2 separate regions of the Mus musculus genome follow, and region 2 is linked to region 1. The links are chromatin loops, found by intact Hi-C in ENCODE. Cell type or tissue: left cerebral cortex. All regions are shown on one strand. Links, peaks and the distances in the headings refer to the core of each region. The heading gives the core; the rest is flanking DNA. Region 1 has its middle 5.8 kb from the start of Dnajb13. Region 2 holds the start of Plekhb1 (pleckstrin homology domain containing, family B (evectins) member 1).

Region 1 (5,376 bases), core at 235-5,234:
TATCCTACAGTTGTCCCCCTCAAATAAGGACTCTTCCACCACCAACTCCAGCCCCAGCAGCCATCAACTGCCAAAATGCATGCTGCATCCATGGTTCTAGGGTCTTACCTTTCATTGAAAAATTAATAAAATGTTCCTCAGAGGAAAAGTTATATATTCAGAACCGTATGCATACAACTTAGAGATGCAGAGAGACCCAGTCTATTGGTGCCCCCCACCCCCACCTCAGGAGCTGACCCTGTGCTGAGCCATGCACAACACCAATGGGGTTTCAGACTACCTGTGTCCTATAGAGCAGCGCTGACCAGTCAGAGGTGCTGGAAGCACACCCTGTGATGGCCCCTCTCTTACTCTTGTGGTCAATAAATCTCTCTGACTCAAGCTCGGCATGGTGGTGTACAGCTGTGTTCCCAGTACTCTGGAAGCTGAAGCGAGAAGGTCAGAAGTTCAAGACCTCTTCAGCAACAGGGTGAGTCTGCAACCAGCTTGAATGTAAGAGCCCATCTGAAAACCCATCCCCCCACAACTCCCTAGATTAATGAAGGTTAACAGTAGGGTTTTGTTTTCAAATTTTCTTTTTGAGGATTTATTTATTTATATTAGATATATTTATTTTATGTACAATGTGAGCACACTGTCTCTGTCTTCAGCACACCAGAAGAGGGCATTGGATTCCATTACAGATGGTTGTGAGCCACCATGTGGTGCGGTTGTTGGGAATTGAACTCCGGACCTCTGGAAGAGCATTCAGTGCTCTTAATCATCTCTCCAGACCCTGAAGGTTTATTTTTATCTCTCTCTCTCTCTCTCTCTCTCTCTCTCTCTCTGTGTGTGTGTGTGTGTGTGTGTGTGTGTGTGTGTGTGTACGTACATGTATGCCATTGTTGTGGGTGCCTGTAGAGGCCAGGAGAGGGCGCTGGATTCCCTGGAGCTGAAATTACAGGCATCTGTGAGTTGCTCAACATGGCCTTTGGTAAAATACCAAGTGTTCTTAACCAATGAGACATCTCTGCAGTCCCCAGAGTAACACTTTTTGAAATTAAAGAATACTAGACTTCCTTTGAGCTGTGAATTCTTGGTCCAGGTTGCCCTATGGGAGAATCAGATTTGCACACGCTGTTGAGACAATCTGGTGTGATGTTATCACTTTCAAACCCCTGATCCCTTAGAAAGAAGTGATAGTAAAGAGGATGGACCCTGACTCGTGGTGAGGTGACACTCCAGTCAGCCGTCCTTCTACCGTAGTCATCCGGCAGGTCCTCACAGAGCCAGCACTTAATCCCTGAGCCATCTCTAGCTCTCCAGCACTTGTGTTTTATTTACTTATTTTGTTTTTGATACAGGCTCTATCTGCACAGCCCTGGCTGCCCTGGATCTTCCTTTGTAGCCCAGGCTAACCTTCGAACTCACAGAGAACCACTTGCCTCTGCCTCCCAAGTACTGGAATCCATGCTAGGATTAAAAGTGTGCACCGCTATCACCATCGCCTGGCTCCATGCTCTCAAACAAAATAATGCCAAGCAATTTTTATGCCTTTTAAACTGTATAAATATTAACTTATCAGTACAAAAGCAAAATGAATTCACATTTGACCAAACTGGGTTTGTTTTAACAAACATACAAACAAACAAGCAAAAACTACTAGGTGCAAAGCGCTATGTAAATCTGAGATCTCACTGCCAACTTTAAGGTATCAACTTAAAGATGTTATCAAATTAAAAACAAAACAGGAAACAAGATGAAGGTGACATTGGCCTGATCAATGTGCGCACACATACACACACACACACACACACACACACACACCCCTTTAAAAATTATGTATCTTTAGTGAGGCTATGCCAGTGCCTGGCAAATACAGAAGTGGATGCTCACAGTCATCTATTGGATGGAACACAGGGCCCCCAATGGAGGAGCTAGAGAAAGTACCCAAGGAGCTGAAGGGGTCTGCAACCCTATAGGTGGAACAACAATATAAACTAACCAGTACTCCCAGAGCTCGTGTCTCCAGCTGCATATGTAGCTGGGAAGAGAGGCCCCTAAGTCTTGCAAACTTTATATGCCCCAGTACAGGGGAACACCAGGGCCAAGAAGTGGGAGTGGGTGGGTTGTGGGGCAGGGTGGGGGGGAGGGTATAGGGAGCTTTCGGGATAGTATTTGAAATGTAAATAAAGAAAATATCTAATAAAAATTTTAAAATTATGTATCTTTAAAATATGTGTGTGTCACGTGATATGTGTGTGGCATAGATTCCCCTGGAGCTATGTTACAGGCAAGAGTGAGCTGGCTAATTGTGGGTGATGGGAATCAAACTCAGGTCCTCTGCAAGAACAGCAAATGCTCTTCATCACTGGGTCTGCTCTCCGTACCCACACCACTATGTTTTCTAGAGTTTTCTAGAGCTGATGTCCTGGTTGTGACCGCTCTGATTCTCTGTTGTCCATCTTGTCTGCTGTAAAGCAAAGCAGCTCAGTTTTCGGCAAAGACGCCTTCCCCGGTTCTCCAGCGCCCCCTTGTGACGTCCAGTGAGAAGTGCCTGGATCTCTCACTGCCCGCCAAAGTCCTCACCATGGATAAAGGCTTCTTTGTGTATATACATTTTGTATTCTATTTTAAATTATTTCAATCATGTGTAAAATTTACAAGAATCATACAAAATGTGGTGTGAACCTCCTTTTTTAAGGTTTATTTATTTATTATATGTAAGTACACTGTAGCTGTCTTCAGACACCCCAGAACAGATTCAGTTATCATTACAGATGGTTGTGAGCCACCACGTGGTTGCTGGGATTTGAACTCAGGGCCTTCAGAAGAGCAGTCGGTGCTCTTAACCACTGAGCCATCTCTCCAGCCCTGGTGTGCACCTCTTATCGCAGCTGTTGGAGCACAGAGGCAGGGGGTAAACAACCTGGTCTTATCTCATAGCAAGTTCCAGTGAATCCATAAAAAGGTGGGGAGTCGTTTCATCAAGACGTCTCAGTGAGCAAGGGAACTTGCTGCCAAGCTTGATGATAAGGGTTGGTCCTTAGAGCTCAGGTGACATTCAAGAGAACCAGTCTCTGCGTGTTTACACACGCATGCACACACAGAGAAAGGGTGGGGGGTGGGGAGAGGTGGTTCAGTGGGTAAAGTGCTTGCTCCACAAACATGAGGTACAGAGTTTAGATCCTGGGAATCATGATCCCGGGAATCATGTAAAAAGCTGAGCATGAATGACAGTGAGGTGTGCCTGAAAGCTTGTTGCTAGAAGGTAGAAACAGGAGAATCTTTGGGGCTTGCTGGTCAACCAGTCTAGCCAATCCATGATCCAGGTTCAGTGAGAGACACTGCCTCAAAAAATAAGATGAAGAGCAAAGGAGAAAGATACCCAACATTGACTTCAATATTGACTTCTGGCCTTCATATGCACGTACAACTGTGCAGGGACCCATGTTGCACACAGGCACACGCGCGCGCACACACACACACACACACACACACACACACACACACACTGTAGTGGCTATTCCTGGTTGTCAACTTGACAATATTTGGAATGAACTACAATCCGGAATTGGAAGGCTCACCAGTGACCCTTATCTGGAGGCTTGGAGATCCTTATCTGGATCTTGGTTTGAAGATCTTGAGCCATAGTGGCTATGGATTCCAGAAGATTGAATCTCCGAGTTTAAGGAACACACCTTTAATCTGGGCTACACCTTCTGCTGGAGACAATATAAGGACATTGGAAGAAGGGAGTCTAGCTCTTGCTATTGCTCCTTCGCCTGCTTGCTGCGTGAGACTGAGTAACTGCTAGATCCTTGGACTTCCATTCACAGCTGCGACTGAACAATTGTTGGGAATTGGGCTGCCGACTGTAAGTCATCAATAAATTCCTTTACTATTTAGAGACTATCCATAAGTTCTGTGACTCTAGAGAACCCTGACTAATACACACACACACACACACACACACCAGTACAAAAGAGTCCTGTATGTTCCTGTTCAGTTGTTATAATTCTGTACACACAGTTTGTATATGCTGTATGTTTTTCCTGGCCCATTTTAGTGTAATGCATAAACACTCCACCCTGTCATTCTAAAATACTCCAGGATGCTTTTGCTAAAGTGAAAGTCATTCTCCTGCCTCATCACTATGCAGCTATGAGAACAAGGCAATCACCATTGTTTCTGTCCTGTTACCCAGTCTGCAGGCTGCATTCTGTTATCCTAGCAACGCCTTTCCTAGCCACCCTGTCCTCGGTGGCCCAGGATCTGATCCAGGAGCATGGAGCACATTACAGTGCTTTTTCTCGGACGGAGTTTCCCAGCTTTTCCTTGTCTTTCATGAGCCTGATGAGTTCGGAACAGAATCCAATTGGAGTTATGCTCTTGGGTTGGGTTTATCTGTTATTTCCTCATTCGATTTAGGTTTCACATTGGACAAGAATAACACAGAAGCTATTTTTGTCCTTAGAACCTCATACTGGGAGCCACAGGACTCAGATTATCCGATAACTGATGATATCCATCTACAACTACATACTACGCTAACAACACAGGAAGAGACTAACCCAAGGGAAAAAGCAGTCCAGAGTTCCCGACCATGCCCCTGTGTCTGTGTTGGCAGAGACCTTTACTATGGAGGCGTCATGGGGAGTCTGGGCACTTCTGGGAGCCAAAGCTGGAGTTGCAAGTATGGCAGGAGCCTGAACCTTGGTTTGAGTCTTTGTATTGTCCTTGGGCTGAAAGATCCTATTATCCCAAGCTTGGGGTGAACACTGTAAACAAATCAGTTGAGCTTACAGTTGGTCTCCTTTGGAGCCTTGTGCTTAAACTCAGTAGGCTTTACTAAGGCCTTGCTATATCCTCAAGAGTGCACTCGTGACCTTGGTCATGGTTTCTGTGACTTCTTTAGGTCCTGTGATTCTTGGCAAAATGTATGTTCCTTAGGAGATTGCTATCTGTTCTCTTAGGAGACTCATCTCTGTCCTCGTGGCTGGGAATTTTTGCATGTCTGTTGCATGCGTGTATAAGGGTGTGCTTTCCCATGTGTGCTCAGGTGGAAACCAGGAAGTGCAGGTTTCCCATATGGCCAGTGAACCCCAGGACACACCTGCCTCTGCCTGCCAGCACTGAGGTTACACTTCCACCTCACTTTTACATGGTGCTGGGAATCCAAGCTCAAGCCCCCATCTTGCCTGTTTGAGCCAGACTCTTGTGTAGCACAGGGTGGTCTCAAACTCACTGTGTTGACATCAGGAATGGGTGGGAAGGTCAAGCTCACATGCTGACATTGCCGATGAAAATGAGAACAACTGCATCAGGCTACCTCACAGCTGAGTGATAGGCCCTCTGTGAACGTCACTGCTCAAGAGACTTGTCTGTACAGGATAT
Region 2 (5,376 bases), core at 78-5,077, 140 kb before region 1:
AACTTTAAAAAAGGAAATGGATGTGGGGCATGGAGAGACGGCACAGCAGTTAAGAGCACTTGTTGTGCCAGGCAGTGGGAGGCAGAGGCAGGCAGATTTCTGAGTTCGAGGCCAGCCTGGTCTACAAAGTGAGTTAGTTCCAGGACAGCCAAGGCTACACAGAGAAACCCTGTCTAGAACCCCCCCACCAAAAAAAAAACCCCAACCAACCAACCAACCAAACAAACAAAAAAAACAACCCCCAAACCAAACCAACCAACCAAACAAACAAACAAAGTACTTGTTGCTCTTCCAGAGAATCTGGGTTCAGTTTCCAGCACCCACGTGATAGCTCAACCATCTGTAACTCCAGTTCCAGGCATCCAACACCCTTTTCTGGCCTCCTCAGGCACCATATGGTACACAGACAAGCATGCAGGCAAAGCTCCCATACATATAAAATAAAAATTATTAAATCTTAAAAAAAAACCAAGAAAAAAGAAGTAGGGTTGGAGAGGTAGCTGAGATAGGAGCCCTGGCTGCTCTTTCAGAGGATCCATGTCAATTCTAACACCTACACGGCAGCTCACAATCATGTGCCACTCAAGTTCTGGAGAATCTGCTGACCTCTTCCAGTCTCCCTGAGCACCAGGCACACACGTGGTGCCAGATATATATGCAGGGAAAAATCCATACACATAAGTAATACATTTTTAAAAGATTGATTCATTTATTTTATGTATGTGGGTACACTGTAGCTGTCTTCAGACATACCAGAAGAAGTCATTGGATCCCACTGCAGATGGTTGTGAGCCACCATGTGGTTGCTGGGAATTGAACTCAGGAAGAACAGATAGTGCTCTTAACCCCTGAGCCATCTCTTCAGCTTTGATAAGTAATACTTTTGTAATTAAAAACAAACAAACAAATACTCAATGAATTTCCAGAGTTTATATTTAAAAGGTGTTCCTCTCTCCCTGGGGAAAGTCTGCTTTTGCTTTTTTTTATCTATCTATCTATCTATCTATCTATCTATCTATTTATTTATTTTTGAGCTGGTTTTGCTCTATAGTCCAGGCTGATCTTCCTGCCTCAGCTACCCAACTGGTTACATTACAGGCATGCCCACAACCTGTTAGCTCACCTTTTATTAACTTCTTGGAGCCAGTCATTGTCCAGGGACACATACCAAATCTGGCTGTATTTAAATTCAGTATTGGTGCTGGGTAGTGGTGGTGCATGCCTTTAATCCAAGAACTCGGGAGACAGAGGCAGACGGATCTCTGAGTTTGAGGCTAGCTTGGTCTTCAGAGTGAGTTCCAAGACAGTCAGGGCTACACAGAGAAACCCTGTCTGGAGAAAAGCAAAGTACAGACCCAACCAACCAACCAAACAATTCAGTATCTAGATCTGTGGTTTTGGTTTTCCCAGCTTCCTTCTTTTCCCTGTCTCTGCATCCTTCTTTATGAGGCTGATGGAGAATCTTTTCATTGAAGTTTGCACTGCTGTTGGAGAATCTTCCCTTTTCTTCTGGTTGCTAAATCCGGAGAGTGTAATCTGGGAGATGTTTGCACCGCCCCTCCCCCACCCCTCTGAGGAAGATGCTTAGCTGCCCATCTAAGGAGGGGAGGAGGAAGAACCAGAGAGGATTCTGGCGGGAGGTGGCAGGACCAAGGTTCAGACTCTGAGGCCAGCTTGCTTGGTTGTTTCCTCTCTCCTCCCTTCTCTCCCTGGCTTCCTTCAGTCCTTCTGCAATCAGCCTCCTGGATCCTCTCTGCTTCGCCCATATAGAAATCGTGGTTGACAAGGAGATACTCTCAAATGCTGGTCTCTGGCAGCTCTGAGTGTAGACAGGTGGGTGAGGCAGTAGGCGGGACCCTCTAGTGTCACAGTCTTGGATGCCTCTGGAATTGGGACACTTAGCCCTGTAAGTGTGACAGCATTAGTGAAGACTTAGGAAGTCAGGATTCCTCAGTCTATGGCTGCGACTGGCATTTCAGCTTTCAGGCAGACCTACTCACAAGGAATCCTCAGCCCTTGGTGGCGGTCAGCGTTACAGCTGACCGGCCCTAAAGACTTATTGGCTCCTTCCGCGACCGGGGCTAGTCTCAGTTCTCCTAGCTCTCTTGCCATCTCTCTGCCTCTGTCACCCTTCTTTCTGTCCTGACAGCTTTTCTTTAACTGTTAAGCACCTTGTCACCTTGCCACCTTCATGGCCAGTCTGTCAGTGCCACTCTTCTGTCCCTGCCGCTTCTTCTATCAGTTACCAGCTGACATGTACCACAGTAGGTAAGAAATTGCCCGGAGAAGCTTTCTATTAGGCCTAATGAGCAACACCAGAGAAGGAAGGTGTCTTTGGTGACTAAATGAGGCTGAGCAACCCACTTATACAGTCAGCGGCCTCGTGTTGGACCCATCTCCTCCTGACCGCTTTAATGCCAGTCACAGGCACGGAGGGAGGTTTGCTTTTGGAACAATCGATGCTTTGCTTCTGGAGAACAGTTACAGCAGTCCCTCTCTAGGCCACTAGAGGACGCGTGTCCCTCTCTAGTAGATGGAGACAGCTGGTCGCAGCCGGTTCACCTAGAGTTCACCAAGCCTAGTAATCCAAACCGCTGGAAACAGCCCAGGCTGAAGCTGCTTTCCGGAGTTGGCGTCATCAGCTGTTATCCTGCGCATCCCCGTGGCTGTTTGACTTAAAAGCCTTTTTTTTTTTTTCCTCAAGGTAACCAGAGCAGCAAAGGAGAATCTTCAGAGCTGCTAATGAGGGAGTCAGATCACCCTGCCCCCAAACCTCTGCGTATGTGCAGGAAAATGAACTTCAGGAGTATCTAGATGAGAATTTAACTGATCATTATCAACATAATAGCGACTATAGAAGTATTTTAGCGGCTTAACCTGCCAATATTCTCGGGAGAGATAGCTCCCTGTCTCCCTTCCTTCCTTCCCGTTCCTTTCCACTCTTCCCTCCTCCCTTCAACTTCCTTCTCTTTTTCTTCCATCTGTCTATTTCTTTTTTTGTTTTTGTTTTGTTTGTTTGTTTGTTTGTTTTTTGTTTTTCGAGACAGGGTTTCTCTTTATAGCCCTGGCTGTCCTGGAACTCACTTTGTAGACCAGGCTGGCCTCGAACTCAGAAATCCGCCTGCCTCTGCCTCCCGAGTGCTGGGATTAAAGGCATGTGCCACCACGCCCGGCTCTTGTTTTGTTTTTTGAGACAGGGTTTCTCTGTGTAGCCCTGGCTGTCCTGGAACTCACTCTGTAGACCAGGCTGGCCTCAAACTCAAATCCGCCTGCCTCTGCCTCCCAAGTGCTGGGGTTAAAGGCGTGCGCCACCACTGCCCGGCATCTGTCTCTTTCTCTCCTTCCTCCCATCCCGGTTATAGAAAGGAGAAAAATTAGTCAAAATTGGGTAGGGTTGAGACTTTCCAGAGACCAGAGAATGAGTTAAAGGCACAGAGATGAAAAACAGCGTAGTTTGAAAGATGCGGTTGCTGGGGCTGCTAAGAGGGGATGAGCTACTGGCTAATAGGATCTGTTGTGCTAAATCCCCCAGAGCACGCACAGCACGAAAGGGCTGAAGCACTGGGGTGGCTCTGGGTCAAGATTAAAGAGACCGGGGAGCCAAGAAGGGAGACTTAAGGAGCCAGGCCGCACAGCCACGACTGGGGAGATGGAGATGGACACAGCCTGCTAGGCCTCAGAATGAAAACTTAGCCCTGCCCTAAACTGGGCCAGAGAACCTGCCTTGCCCCATCTCCAGTCTCCTTTATTCCACCCTCCTCCCTACCCTATCTTGGAGACCTGGATCAACACCACCTCGGAATCACCAGGTGACTTGGCCAAAAACAGAAGGACAGAGGAGATCTCAGCCAGGAAAGCCCGGGAGGGGGCTGGAAAAGAGGGTGACTTTCTTTAGGACTGGTGCGGTCCCTCCCTACCTCTCCCTTCAGCGCCTGCTTGGTAGCTCTTTCCTGATCCCTTTATCTCTAAGGCAGAGTCAAGCCCCACTTCTGGAACCTTCTTGGGGATGCAGCTCTGACCATCAGGAACCATGAGCCCGGCAACCCCGGTAAGGACGAGTTTCTGGGGTAGGAAGAAGTAAGGGGGGGGCTTCCCAAATAGGTAATGCCCTGGTCTCTGGGATTCTCTGCTCCTGCAGAGGTGGGGAATGGACTGAGCTAGTCAAAGTAGCGACTGTGGAGGGTCGGATCCAGGGGACAGGACCATGTAACCCGCTAATCATATGACCTAACCCCCTGTTTTGACCGTATTTCCCCCAGGCAGTCACTATACACACGGTCCACTGCCTCCCAGTCCTTGTTCTAGCCTGGTACCCTCTGCAGCGCTATCCCTTGCCAACCCACATCTTCTCCCCAACCCCTCATTCATCTTCTAAGCCTACTAAAGACCTGGACTTTCCAGCAGTGCTTATGTGAGGTTCTTTGATCCACACTGGGGAAATGTTACTTCCCCTTCACGACCCCTCAGCTTCCTTGGGGAAGCCTTTCTGAACCCCTTGGGCAAAGAGCGACTTCCTCCTGGGTAAGCCACACTCTTTGCATTGGCTACTTTCACCTCCAGTCTCCTCCAGTAGACTGGTAGCTAGAGTTGTATTGGGAGGGCTCCATGCTGCGTTATAGCACTGTGGTGCTTTACAGAGCTAGAGAACGCTAACATCCGAAACCGGGATGGAGCCTGGCTTCTCTCTGCACTCTGTGTGTGTGTGTGTGTGTGTGTGTGTGTGTGTGTGTGTGTGTGTTGTGATGTGTAGTTTGTTTGAAGAGTTGTTTGTGAAGTGGTAGTGAGGAATCTAATATATAGCCCAGTCTGGCTTTACTATGTAGCCAAGGCTAGTCTGTGATTTCCCAGTCCTGCTGTGTCAGCCTCCCAAATATGGTCCACCCCACTCTGTTTTTTTTTTTTTTTCCTACTCAGGCATAATTTCCACTTATTTTTGTTTCCAGAGAGTATTATTTTCTTCAGTCTGTAAAGGACTTGGGTTCTTTACATAGGACTAGCCTTGGGGTGGGGGGGGGGATACGGCTACAGGGCTGGGACAAGGATGTTCAGTCTGTTGGGGTTCATGTAAGTGTTTCCTTTCTAGTTGTTCACTGAGAAGGAATAGAGCTTCATATACAATTTGGAAGCACAAAGTTGCTGAATAGGATCAGAAATGTCTCTGGCAACTGTGGGTGTGGCCACTCTTACATTTTGAATAACAAACTTTTGTTATTGTTGGTTTGTTTGGTTTTTTTGAGACAGCATTTCTCTATGTAGCCCTAGCTGGCTATATAGGAACTGACTCTGTAGAACAGGCTGGCTTTGAACTCATAGATCCACCTGCCTCCGCCTCCTGAGTGCTGGGATTAAAGGCATGCACTACCATGCCTAGCTTAT

Evidence for each region. A loop is a pair of places that touch in the nucleus more often than their neighbours do. Peaks named below come from ENCODE experiments on the same cell type or tissue, not always from the same donor. Only the 100,000 strongest peaks of a DNase experiment are listed, where the experiment ranks them.
Region 2: a loop joins it to region 1, with 3 times the contacts of the local background. A loop is called at or near these places in 15 of 42 quality-filtered maps.

Annotation. Positions count from the first base shown.
Region 1 is chr7:100,517,976-100,523,351 of GRCm38, reverse strand. No RefSeq gene overlaps it. Among named protein-coding and RNA genes, the nearest start is that of Dnajb13, 5.8 kb to the right of the region's middle. In left cerebral cortex, for the core only: a CTCF peak has its summit at 2,517 (motif pointing left); a DNase peak (open chromatin) is centred at 2,484.
Region 2 is chr7:100,660,591-100,665,966 of GRCm38, reverse strand. It overlaps Plekhb1 (pleckstrin homology domain containing, family B (evectins) member 1), which reads left to right and starts at 3,573. Exons shown (of 9, transcript NM_013746.3): 1 at 3,573-3,809; 2 at 3,975-4,048. The coding sequence starts at 4,031. In left cerebral cortex, for the core only: a CTCF peak has its summit at 2,499; DNase peaks (open chromatin) are centred at 369, 1,850 and 2,515; H3K4me3 peaks cover 245 bases; H3K27ac peaks cover 1,078 bases.